2 separate regions of the Homo sapiens genome follow, and region 1 is linked to region 2. Evidence: chromatin loops called from intact Hi-C (ENCODE). Cell type or tissue: sigmoid colon. All regions are shown on one strand.

Region 1 (5,000 bases), 61 kb after region 2:
AGGGTTTCCATGGGTTGGCTGTGTCTGTACCCCTAGCAAGGCCACAGCTGCTGTGGGGCTGCCCTCTCCCGTGGCTGCAGCTACTGTCTCCGTGGTCCAGGAACACCACTCCCTCCCCTTCAGGCCCCAGGGTGGTGACAGCTCCTGGCTGTGGCCAGCCCTGGTGCATAGCACCTCCCTTGTTAGTTTTCCTTATAAAGAATCTCTTTGTACAGTCTCTTCAGTTTGGAGAGTAACATCTCTTTCCTTCAGGGACCCTGACCGGGCCCCCGCCTCGCTGGCTCAGCACTGCCAATGGGACTTGCCATGGGGAGTCACTGTCATCTTGTGTCATGTTTTGATTAAAGGAGAGGGTCTTCCAGTGGAGGAGAGGTCCCAGAATGGAGACCATGGGACAGTGAAGCTCTTGAAACTGAATGCCCAACGGTGGATTGTACGAGCTCTTTTTTTAGAGAGAAGATCATAGCTGTCATTCTATTTGTGAAAACTGTCCCCCAAAACTGAGCCAAAAATAAACATTCTAAACAGTCTCATGCTAAATAAAGCACCAGAGAAGCCACATGTGTGAGAAGAGATGCCCCAGGCAGGGTCAGCTTGGAGTATTCTCATTCATTCATACTCCTCTGTCTGTCCCAAGTTGGTAAAGGCATTCTTCAGTGGGGAGGGACTAAGGCCTAGGGCATGGTGGGGTGGGGAGAGGCGGGGGACAGGCCTTCAGCTCCTTCCGGTAGCCCCCAGAGCAGACAGACAGACAGAGAAGACAGGTTATTTCTGCCTGCAAGCAAGGCCTTCACAAAATCACTTTTTCTTGGTTCTCGGTCACACCTCCAGGAAATGTTAACTGTCCTAGTATTTGAATCTAATTTCTTAGAAATGCCGCCACCTCTGGTTTGTACCTCTGAGAGCCAACAGGGAGGGCCAGCGCGTAGCTGCTTCTCCAGACCAGGTGGTCCTGCAGGAGGGAGTAGCAGTGGGGCTACCCCGGCTCCCCCCTCAATGTGATCTTCCCCGCTGCCTTCAACTGCCTTTCTGAAAAAGAGTATCTTATTAATAATAACCCCGTTCTCATTTTCTTCTGGGAACTGTAGCTCATTTTTTCCACTGAACAAAAGAGAACTGGGTGGAAAGCTGAAGTTAGCTGTGGTGCAGGTGCCAGATGGGTGGGGTCGAGGACAGAAATGCAGTTTTATTGTCCTGAGAAGGAAAAACCCAGCCAGCTCAATGCTAGAAGAAGGAACTTCCAGCTATAAAACGGGCTCAAAGAGAGTTCTTGGTCAGATGACCAGTCTCCACGTTCACTGGCCCAGTTAGAATCAGGCACCAGTTATGGGAGCAGGAGGTGACTTTCTCATTTCATGGCCCTGGACTCAAAGTTGTGCCATGGGCCTCCTCGTGGCCATCTCTGACCTGCACATGGGTTGCCTTTGGCCTCAGGAAGATTTTTAAATTTTTTAAATTTTTAGAGAGGGGAAGAGTGGGGTTGGAAGATTTTTGAAAAACTGATAGGTAAAACCACTCTGAGCTGCTGGATGTCCATGACTGGTGACCACCAGCTGCCCCTTTGCATGGGGCCTCGGGATGGGGTCACTGGTTCATAGAAGTCCCCACCTGGCCTGCTGCGTTCATTCACCTCAGTGACAGTCCCCTGGGTATTGTTTGTCCTGTCCCCTGCACACTCAGGACTCTGGATCCTCCTAGGGTCTCACCTGCAAAGTGGACAAGGGCAGTCTGGACCTGGTAACCCCAAGCAGCCCCTTGGGGAGGTGAGAACGGGCCTCGTGGGGGCAGGTCATGGTCTATGCAGCAGACCCCCTGGCTCACCACTTAGCTGCTGTGAGACCTTCCACACGCCAGCGATCCCTTTGTGCCTCAGTTTCTTTAAAAAATGGTCAGAGTAGGCCGGGCTCGGTGGCTCACGCCTGTAATCCCAGCACTTTGGGAGGCCAAGGCAGGTGGATCACCTGGGGTCAGGTGTTCAAGACCAGCCTGACCAACATGGCGAGACCCCGTCTTTACTAAAAATACAAAAATTAGCCACGTGTGGTGGCACACGCCTATAATCCCAGCTACTCGGGAGGCTGAGGCAGGAGAATCACTTGAACCCAGGAAATGGAGGTTGCAGTGAGCCGAGATCAAGCCACTGTACTCCACCATGGGTGACAGAGCGAGACTCTCTCTCAAAAATAATAATAATAAATAAAAACGGTTGAAGTAACAGCAGTAGCCACCTCCTAGACTTGTTGGGATGATCAGATGGGTTAACGTGCATTAAGCAACAGAACAGTGCCTGGCACCTAAGCACTTAGTATTACTTTCATAGTCCTACGTTTGAATCCCAACTCTTTCACTTGCTCAGTGCATCACCTTTGAGAAAGGCTTTTAGCTTCTGAGCTTCAGCTTCCCAACTAGTTAAAGCAGCCATGAGGACTGCTAAGAGGATAAGCTGGAGACACCCTCTTGTCACTTGTGAATGCAAGCTGCGTCACCCCCTGCCTTTTCTCTCTTGTGGAAGTAGCAGGCTTGGGGAGCAGAGGCTCTCCAGCCTCCGTGCCTCCATGCACTGCCTCCTGCATCCCTGTGCCACAGAGAGGGCAAAGACTTTGGCATTCTCTGCAGGGATTTGCTTTGTGCCTTCTCTGGAATGTTCCTCCTCCTCTGTTTAGGTAGCTGGTTTCCTCTTTACAGAGAGGGAAGCAGCACGAGTTGAAATACCAGGATGTTTTTGGCAGCCAAACTAGGTGCTTGTCTCAAGAGCAAGCTGGGACATTTTTTGCCTGCGTGCAGTTCAGAGATGAACTGTGTCGTCACCACATGAGTGAAGCCCAGAACTGCCTGGATGACGAGTGGTCAGAGTAGCAGAGGCTGAGACATCTTCTAAGGAAATAAAAACGGGCCAACAGCTGGCCCCTTGGGTCTCACCTCTGCCACCCACAGGCTGAGGAAGCTCCTTTTCTGGCCTGGGGTATGTTCAGACATGGCCAGGTAGTGGACTTGCCTGTGTTAGGCCGGGCGCAGTGGCTCACGCCTATGTATAATCCTAGAACTTTGGGAGGCTGAGGCAGGCAGATCACTTGAGGCCAGGAGTTTGAGACCAGCCTGGCCAACATGGTGAAACACCGTCTCTACTAAAAATATAAAAATTAGCCAAGCGTGGTGGCGCATGCTTGTAGTCCCAGCTACTCGGGAGGCTGAGGCAGGAGAATCACTTGAATCCGGAAGGCAGAGGTTGCAGTGAGCCAAGATCACCACACTGCACTCCAGCTTGGGTGACAGAGACCTGTCTCAAAAAAAAAAAAAGAATCCTTAGACAGTTGGCTGCGAAGACACATCTCAAAAGCCCCAAGGTGTACCAGATCTTATCAACCCCATTCTTTTGCCTCCAGCCTCACTACAGTGCTTAAGGGACTCCCTTCCCCAGGGCAACCTTGTTTACCCTGTGGACTGACTAACCTGGGGTCACTTGATCTGGGCACTACTGACATTTGGGACAGGATTATTCTTTTTTTTTTTTTTTTGAGATGGAGTCTCCTTCTGTCACCCAGGATGGAGTGCAATGGCGTGATCTCGGCTCACTGCAAGCTCCACCTCCCGGGTTCGTGCCATTCTCCTGCCTCAGCCTCCTGAGTAGCTGGGACTACAGGCGCCCGCCACCACGCCCGGCTAATTTTTTTTTTTTTTTTGTATTTTTTAGTAGAGACGGGGTTTCACCGTGTTAGCCAGGATGGTCTCAATCTCCTGACCTCGTGATCCGCCCGCCTTGGCCTCCCAAAGTGCTGGGATTACAGGCACCCGGCCTGGGACAGGATTATTCTTTGTTGTGAGGCTGTTCTCTGCATTGTAGAATGTTTAGCAGCATCTCTGGCATGTACACACTAGATTTTAATGACACTCCCTCCTCCAGTTGTCTCACAAATGTCTCTGGACATTGCCGAATATCTCTGGGGAGCAAAAGCACCCCTGAGCTGAAAACCACGGTCCTAACCAAGTATGGGTAGCAGAGAATGTGTAAAAATCAACACCCGTTGACTGTAATGAGACGGAGCTGGTGACGTTTAGGTGAAGTCTGCTGGTTGAACGCCTCCCTGTAAATGTCATTGGGCTTTAATTTTTTGCTTCCAAGTGACCTCATGTGACCTGGAGTTACAAACAAGATAGCATGTGCCAAGTGTTTCACTGTGGGTGTGATGAGGTACGGAAGAACGCTCTCTTGATTCCTCTTCTCATTTAAAAAGCCAAGCACACTGGGTATGGTGGCTCATGCCTGTAATGCCAACACTTTGGGAAGCCAAGGTGGAAGGATTGCCTGAGGCCAGGAGTTTGAGACTAGCCCGAACAATATAACAAGACCATCTCTACAAAAAAATAAAACATAATCTGCGTGTAGTGGCCCGTGCTTTTAGTCCCAGCTACTCGGGAGGCTGAGGTGGGAGGATCACTTGAGGCCAGGAGATGGAGGTTGCAGTGAGCTGTGATTGCGCTACTGCACTCCAGCCTGGGTGATAGAGCGAGATCCTGTCTCAAATTATTCTTTTTTTTCATTTTAAAACTAAAACGCCAGCACAACCTTGAGGCACAAAAGGATGTAGGGCCTCCAGCTCACATCTGGGGGATGGAGACCCCAAGCCCACCTATGCCTGAGTCGCTGTTGATGCAGCAGGCACTGGGTGCCGTGAAGCAAGAGGAGTTCGTGGCACAATCCCGGAGGCCTGTCCCCTGAAAGACCGCAGGGAGACGGTTTTCAGATCTGCAGTAGTTTGGCTGTCACAGGAGATTGTGGGTTTGCCTGACACCCGAAAATAGTCTGTGGCTTCAGGGGCTGACGTTGTAACATGTTCAACCCTTGCTGGCATTTACTCCCTGGACTCTGTGAAAGGGTCCTGTGTGCAGAGCAGCTGCCTGAGACAACCAGGCTGCTGTGTGCCATGTTGGCCGTGAGGTGTTTACGTGTTACTTTCTTGTTGGGTGTTCCACCCTGTTCTCTGCGGGCAGCTGTGACTGGA
Region 2 (5,000 bases):
AGTGCTGGGATTATCGGCCTAAGCCACCATCCCCGGCCTATTCTTTTAGCACCTAGAAGCACATCAACCAAGGATATTGTGGTGCTAGGCAACGAGGCTTGAATACACTGGAGGAATTTTTCCAGTTTGAAGCTGGAACTAGTTAGGAAATTTAGGAGTGAGCAATTGTTAAGTATCCAAGCACAAAACTCAGGAGTGAGTCTGAGCCATGAGAAAGCTGATACTGACTTTAGAAGATCAATATTGTGATATTCCCAGGGCTTTGCCTCTTAGATTTCATGAGAATTTATAATATGTTCACACTCAATGATTGCTTACCAAGCGTATGTCACTGCACTTACTTAGCATGCACTTTGAAAAGCAAAACATCATTTATTCCTTAAAAAGAACTCGGTGTTGTACCCATTTTCCAGGGCAGGTGATTGAGGCTCTGAGAGGCTATCATCGTATATTTTGTATTACTATAAAGGAATATCTGATGCTGGGTAGTTTATAAAGAAAGAAAGTTTATTTGGTTTGTGATTCTGATGGCTGGTAAGTTCAAGATTAGGCATCTGCATCTGGCGAGGGCCTCCGACAGCTTCACTCACAGTGGAAGGTGAAGGGGAGTTGGCATGTGCAGATATTACAGGTAAGCAAGAAAGCAAGAGAGAGGGAGGGGAAGGCCAGACTGTTTGTAAACATCCAGCTCTTGCAGAACTAATAGAAGGAGGGTATTGATCTATTCATGAGGGATCCACCCTCAAAACCCAAACACCTCCCATTAGACCCCACCTCCAACACTGGGGATCAAATTTCAACATGCGGTTTGGAGGGGACACACATCTAAGCCATAGCAGAGGCCAAGTTACTTGCTCAGGGGCACATAGCCAGAAGGTAGAAGGCCCTGGGTTAGAATGCAGACCTGCCTGAATCCCAAGGCCATACTCTTCCTTGAACACCATGCAGTGGTTATTTTAGTAGGGGTCACACAGATGGGTGGGGAGCAGGCAGAGAAATAAACAAAGAGACTGAGTGCTGCTGTCTCATGCCTATAATCCCAGCACATGGGAGGCTGAGCAGGAGGATCAGTTGAGCCCAGGAACGCATGTCCATACTGGGCAACATAGCAAGACCCCATCTCTATAAAATATATAGAGGATTTATAATGTGTCCACATTTAGTGATTGCTAACCAAGCGTATGTCACTGGGCTTAGCAGGCACTTTGAAAAGCAAAATATCTCTTATTCCTTAAAAATAACGCTGTGTTATACCCCTTATATATATACACATATATATAAATTTTTAAAATAAGAATAAATAGGCTGGACGCAGTGGCTCCTGCCTGTAATCCTAGCACTTTGGGAGGCCGAGGCAGGCAGATCACCTGAGGCCAGGAGTTCAAGACTGCTGGCCAACATGGCGAAACCCCATCTCTCCTAAAAATATAAAAACTAGCTGGGGTGGTGGCAGGGGTCTATAATCCCAGCTACTTGGGAGGCTGAGGCAGGAGAATCGCTTGAACTCCGGAGGCAGAGGTTGCAGTGAGCCGAGATTGCGTCACTGCATTCCAGCCTGGGTGACAGAGCAAGACTCTGTCTCAAAAAAATTAAATTAAAAAATAAAAATAAAGAAGCAGCAAAAGGTTTCAAATTAAAAGGGTGACTTTCGAAAGACCATATGACCCTGTGGGAAGAGACATACTATGTTCTTATGTTTTATTTTTCTGTTGCATACCACACCCAACCCAGGGCCTCATATATTCCAAGCACATAGAATAATTTGTTGAAGGAACATTGAGTGAACAAGGAAAAGAAATGGCCATTTCTTCTTTTGTTTTTTCTTTTGAATTAACCCTTTAGCTGTTCAGCATCTTCCTCCTTGTTTAAATGGGCGTTGTGGTCCCTTTTGACCCCCAGCTTCTGAGGCCTGCTGGGGAAGGTTGGCGTGAACACAGCTTCTCTTCCCCAGGGCCTCCTGGTCTCCACTTGTCTTCCCATCTGCTTTCCAGATGATCAAATGACTCATCAGCTCCCTGCAGCCTTCCCAAACCTGCTTTTTGTCTTCTCCGCTCTCTTTCCCAATTTCTTAGGCAGGACTCCTCTGGCTGTGAGTGACGGAAACCAACTTAGTCTAGTTTAGGCCCCATGGGGGAGCTTACTGGATCCCAGATGGTGATTCACAGGAACCCTGGGAGAGACCTCACTGGAGCACAGAGAGGGGAAGCAGTGTGCTCTAAGTCACACAGCTGTTCATTATGGGGAGGGTTGGGAGAGCTTGAGAATTTTGAGAACAAGCTACATGCAGGTGGTGACTATTTATTTGACTAATGTACTCCCAGTGCCTAAAACAATAACACTCATCATATAGTAGGTGCTCAGTAATATTTGTTGAATGAGCATGTGAATGCATGAATAGTGGAGTCTCTTATTTTTATAAAATAGAGTCTCACTCTGTTGCCCAGGCTAGGCTGCAGTGGTGCAATCTCAGCCCATTGCAGCCTCCACCTCCCAGGTTCAAGCGATTCTCCTGCCTCAGCCTTCCAAATAGCTGGGATTACAGGCATGCACCACCACGCCTGGCTAATTTTTGTATTTTTAGTAGAAGTGGGGTTTCTCCATGTTGGCCAGGCTGGTCTCAAACTCCCGACCTCAAGTGATCCACCCACCTCAGCCTCCCAAAGTGCTGGGATTTCAGGCGTGAGTCACCAGTCTCAGCTGAATAGTGAAATCTTAAAGTTTTCATCCCCCCTCTGTATGGATAGGAAGTAACTGAGGGCAGGGAGGGGAAATGGAGGAATTCTTTACATCACTGTGCCCTTCTTTTCACTCTCATCATGCATCAGGGGCCCCAGGGCCTGGCTTCTGCTAGCTTCAACCCTGGGTTCTCGTCCTACCTTGAGGTTGTCTCAGCCTCTGCAGGTGACAGAGAGCCTGCCTGCCCCAGCCTCAGCCTGGACATCTCCCAGCTCACGAGGGCACCACAGTGAATGGGCGTCATTCAGTTCTTGCATCAGACTGGCTCGGCTGACCACAGCAAGCTACGGCCCCCGAGGAAGATGCCAGGAGCTGGGTTTGCTGCCAAGGGCTCCCTGCTGCTGTCCCTGTGATTTCAACTCCCCAGGGCTCCCAGTGGGTGAGAACAAGGGCTGGCTGTGGCAGAGTTCTCGTCTTTGGGTGGGGTGTGTGGCGAATGGAAAGTCAGCCGCTCCGGCCTCGTGGCTTGGCTGCTGCGAGCACGGATGCTTTATAAAGTGACTTTTCAAGGCCTTCTCCCTCCACTGGGCCTTGGCAGCCACGCTGTTTCTCCAGAACTGAGCCGGCCTTGTGTCTGTTGGGAAGAAAGACATGAAAATGAGGGCTGGAGCGGACGCAGGGCCCCGATTCCAGGAGAAACAGGGCATCATGTTGTGCTGCTGCCTGGGGCAGAGCTGACAAGCGCCACATTCATTCCTCAGCAGGAGTTGGCTCCCTTTGTGGTATCAAATGCCCCCTCTGCACAGCCGCGACATTGATCAGCAACATCAGCTGTGTAGAGAGGTGGCGCGGGGTGGCGAGGCCGTTTGATTAACCAGGGGCCCTCTAAATGCTGTTTTTCTAATCTGAGTCATCCCTCCAGAAAGTTATGTGCTTGTGTGTGGCAATATTACAAGTGTATGTTGTATTCTGTGTGGAGGGCACCTCTCAGAGGTGTGCAAAGAGGCAGCCCTTATTTGGAGAAGAGGGGCAGATGCGCGTGGTTGCAGCTCTCTGCACACGTTTATGCCTGTATTTCTATCCCTATGCTATGTTTGCATGCCTTTTGTGAATGTACACAACTCTGAATGTTTTTCTTTTTAAATTTTTATTTTTTAGAGACAGGGTCTCAATATATGCCCAAACTGGTCTTGAACTGCTGACCTCAAGTCGTCCTCCCGCCTCAGCCTCCCGAGTTGTTGGAATTACAGGCAACTGCCCCTGTGCCTGGCCAACTCTGACTGTTACTTGTGCATCTGTTGTTGCATGCATGAGTGGGTGCGTGTCTTCCTAAGACAGAGAGGCTTCCTGGATTCGAAACATGGCTTTGCTTCCTATGCACCATGTGATGAATTCCCATCAGCCTTGGTTTTCTCACCTGTATAATGGGGATGATCATGGTTCTCACCTCACAGGAGAGTCTTGGAGGTTAAATGGGGCAACATCTGGCTCCAGGTCAGTTGTTGACGTGTGTCAGTTACTGTGGCTGTTACGGTTTTGACTTTGCAGGCTTGCTAGTATGTCTGTGTGACCTGCTCCACGCCCTCATCCTCAGCTGTAGCAGGAATTGTGTTGGTGTTTTCTCTTGCTTTCTGAACAAAGGATCCAGTGCTCTGAGTTCTGAGGAGGAAAAGGGACAGGATCTGAGACTCTTTTGGTTTCATCAGGGGCTGCTCAGCTCGCTGTGTCCCACCTGGATGGGGGAGGAGTATCCGACCCTTCCTGGGCCCTGAGTCCCTCCTGGGTCACTCAGGCTTGTCACACCTCCTCCCTGAGCCCCCCCCCCAACCACACATAGACACACACACATACAGTTATGCACATTGAATCTGTCTGACGTTGCTGCGGTTTCCCAGGAGGGGTTTAAATAATTCTCTGTGGCTGTGGTCTGAACTGCACAGAGAGAATCTCGTTGTCTCTAACCTGCTAGTGGATGGCTCCCACCTGGCCTGACCTCTGGCTCCAAAGGGCAAGTCCAGCGTTTCAAGCTGCTCTTCTAGCCCTTATGAACCTGAGGTCTTGGAGGACGGCTCTCAATGGAGAATTGTGTCTGGAGAAGAGACAAGGGTGAGGTATTCCCAGATGGGCTTTGAGGAAAGGGCCTTTTGCCTCTCCTGCTGTGAACAGCTTTCATGGCTCTTCTTCTGCAGTAGAGTAGTGATACAGTTTGGCTATGTTCACACCCAAGTCTCTTCTTGAATTGTAGCTGCCATGATTCCCCCACGTGTTGTGGGAGGGACCCGGTGGGAGGTTATTGAATCATGGGGGCAGGTCTTTCTGGTGCT

Evidence for each region. Peaks named below come from ENCODE experiments on the same cell type or tissue, not always from the same donor. Only the 100,000 strongest peaks of a DNase experiment are listed, where the experiment ranks them.
Region 1: it touches region 2 in a loop (5-fold over the local background); 16 of 110 quality-filtered maps call a loop at or near these places.

The regions. Positions count from the first base shown.
Region 1 is chr16:17,343,008-17,348,007 of GRCh38, reverse strand. All of the region lies in intron 2 of XYLT1 (xylosyltransferase 1), which reads left to right. Among named protein-coding and RNA genes, the nearest start is that of XYLT1, 130 kb to the left of the region's middle. RefSeq lists enhancers at 339-428, 1,897-2,398. In sigmoid colon, no CTCF peak of the experiment used is centred here; DNase peaks (open chromatin) are centred at 2,797 and 4,097; H3K27ac peaks cover 3,452 bases.
Region 2 is chr16:17,403,602-17,408,601 of GRCh38, reverse strand. The region is part of intron 1 of XYLT1 (xylosyltransferase 1); the gene reads left to right. Among named protein-coding and RNA genes, the nearest start is that of XYLT1, 65 kb to the left of the region's middle. RefSeq lists an enhancer at 2,443-3,642. In sigmoid colon, no CTCF peak of the experiment used is centred here; DNase peaks (open chromatin) are centred at 1,501, 2,031 and 3,061.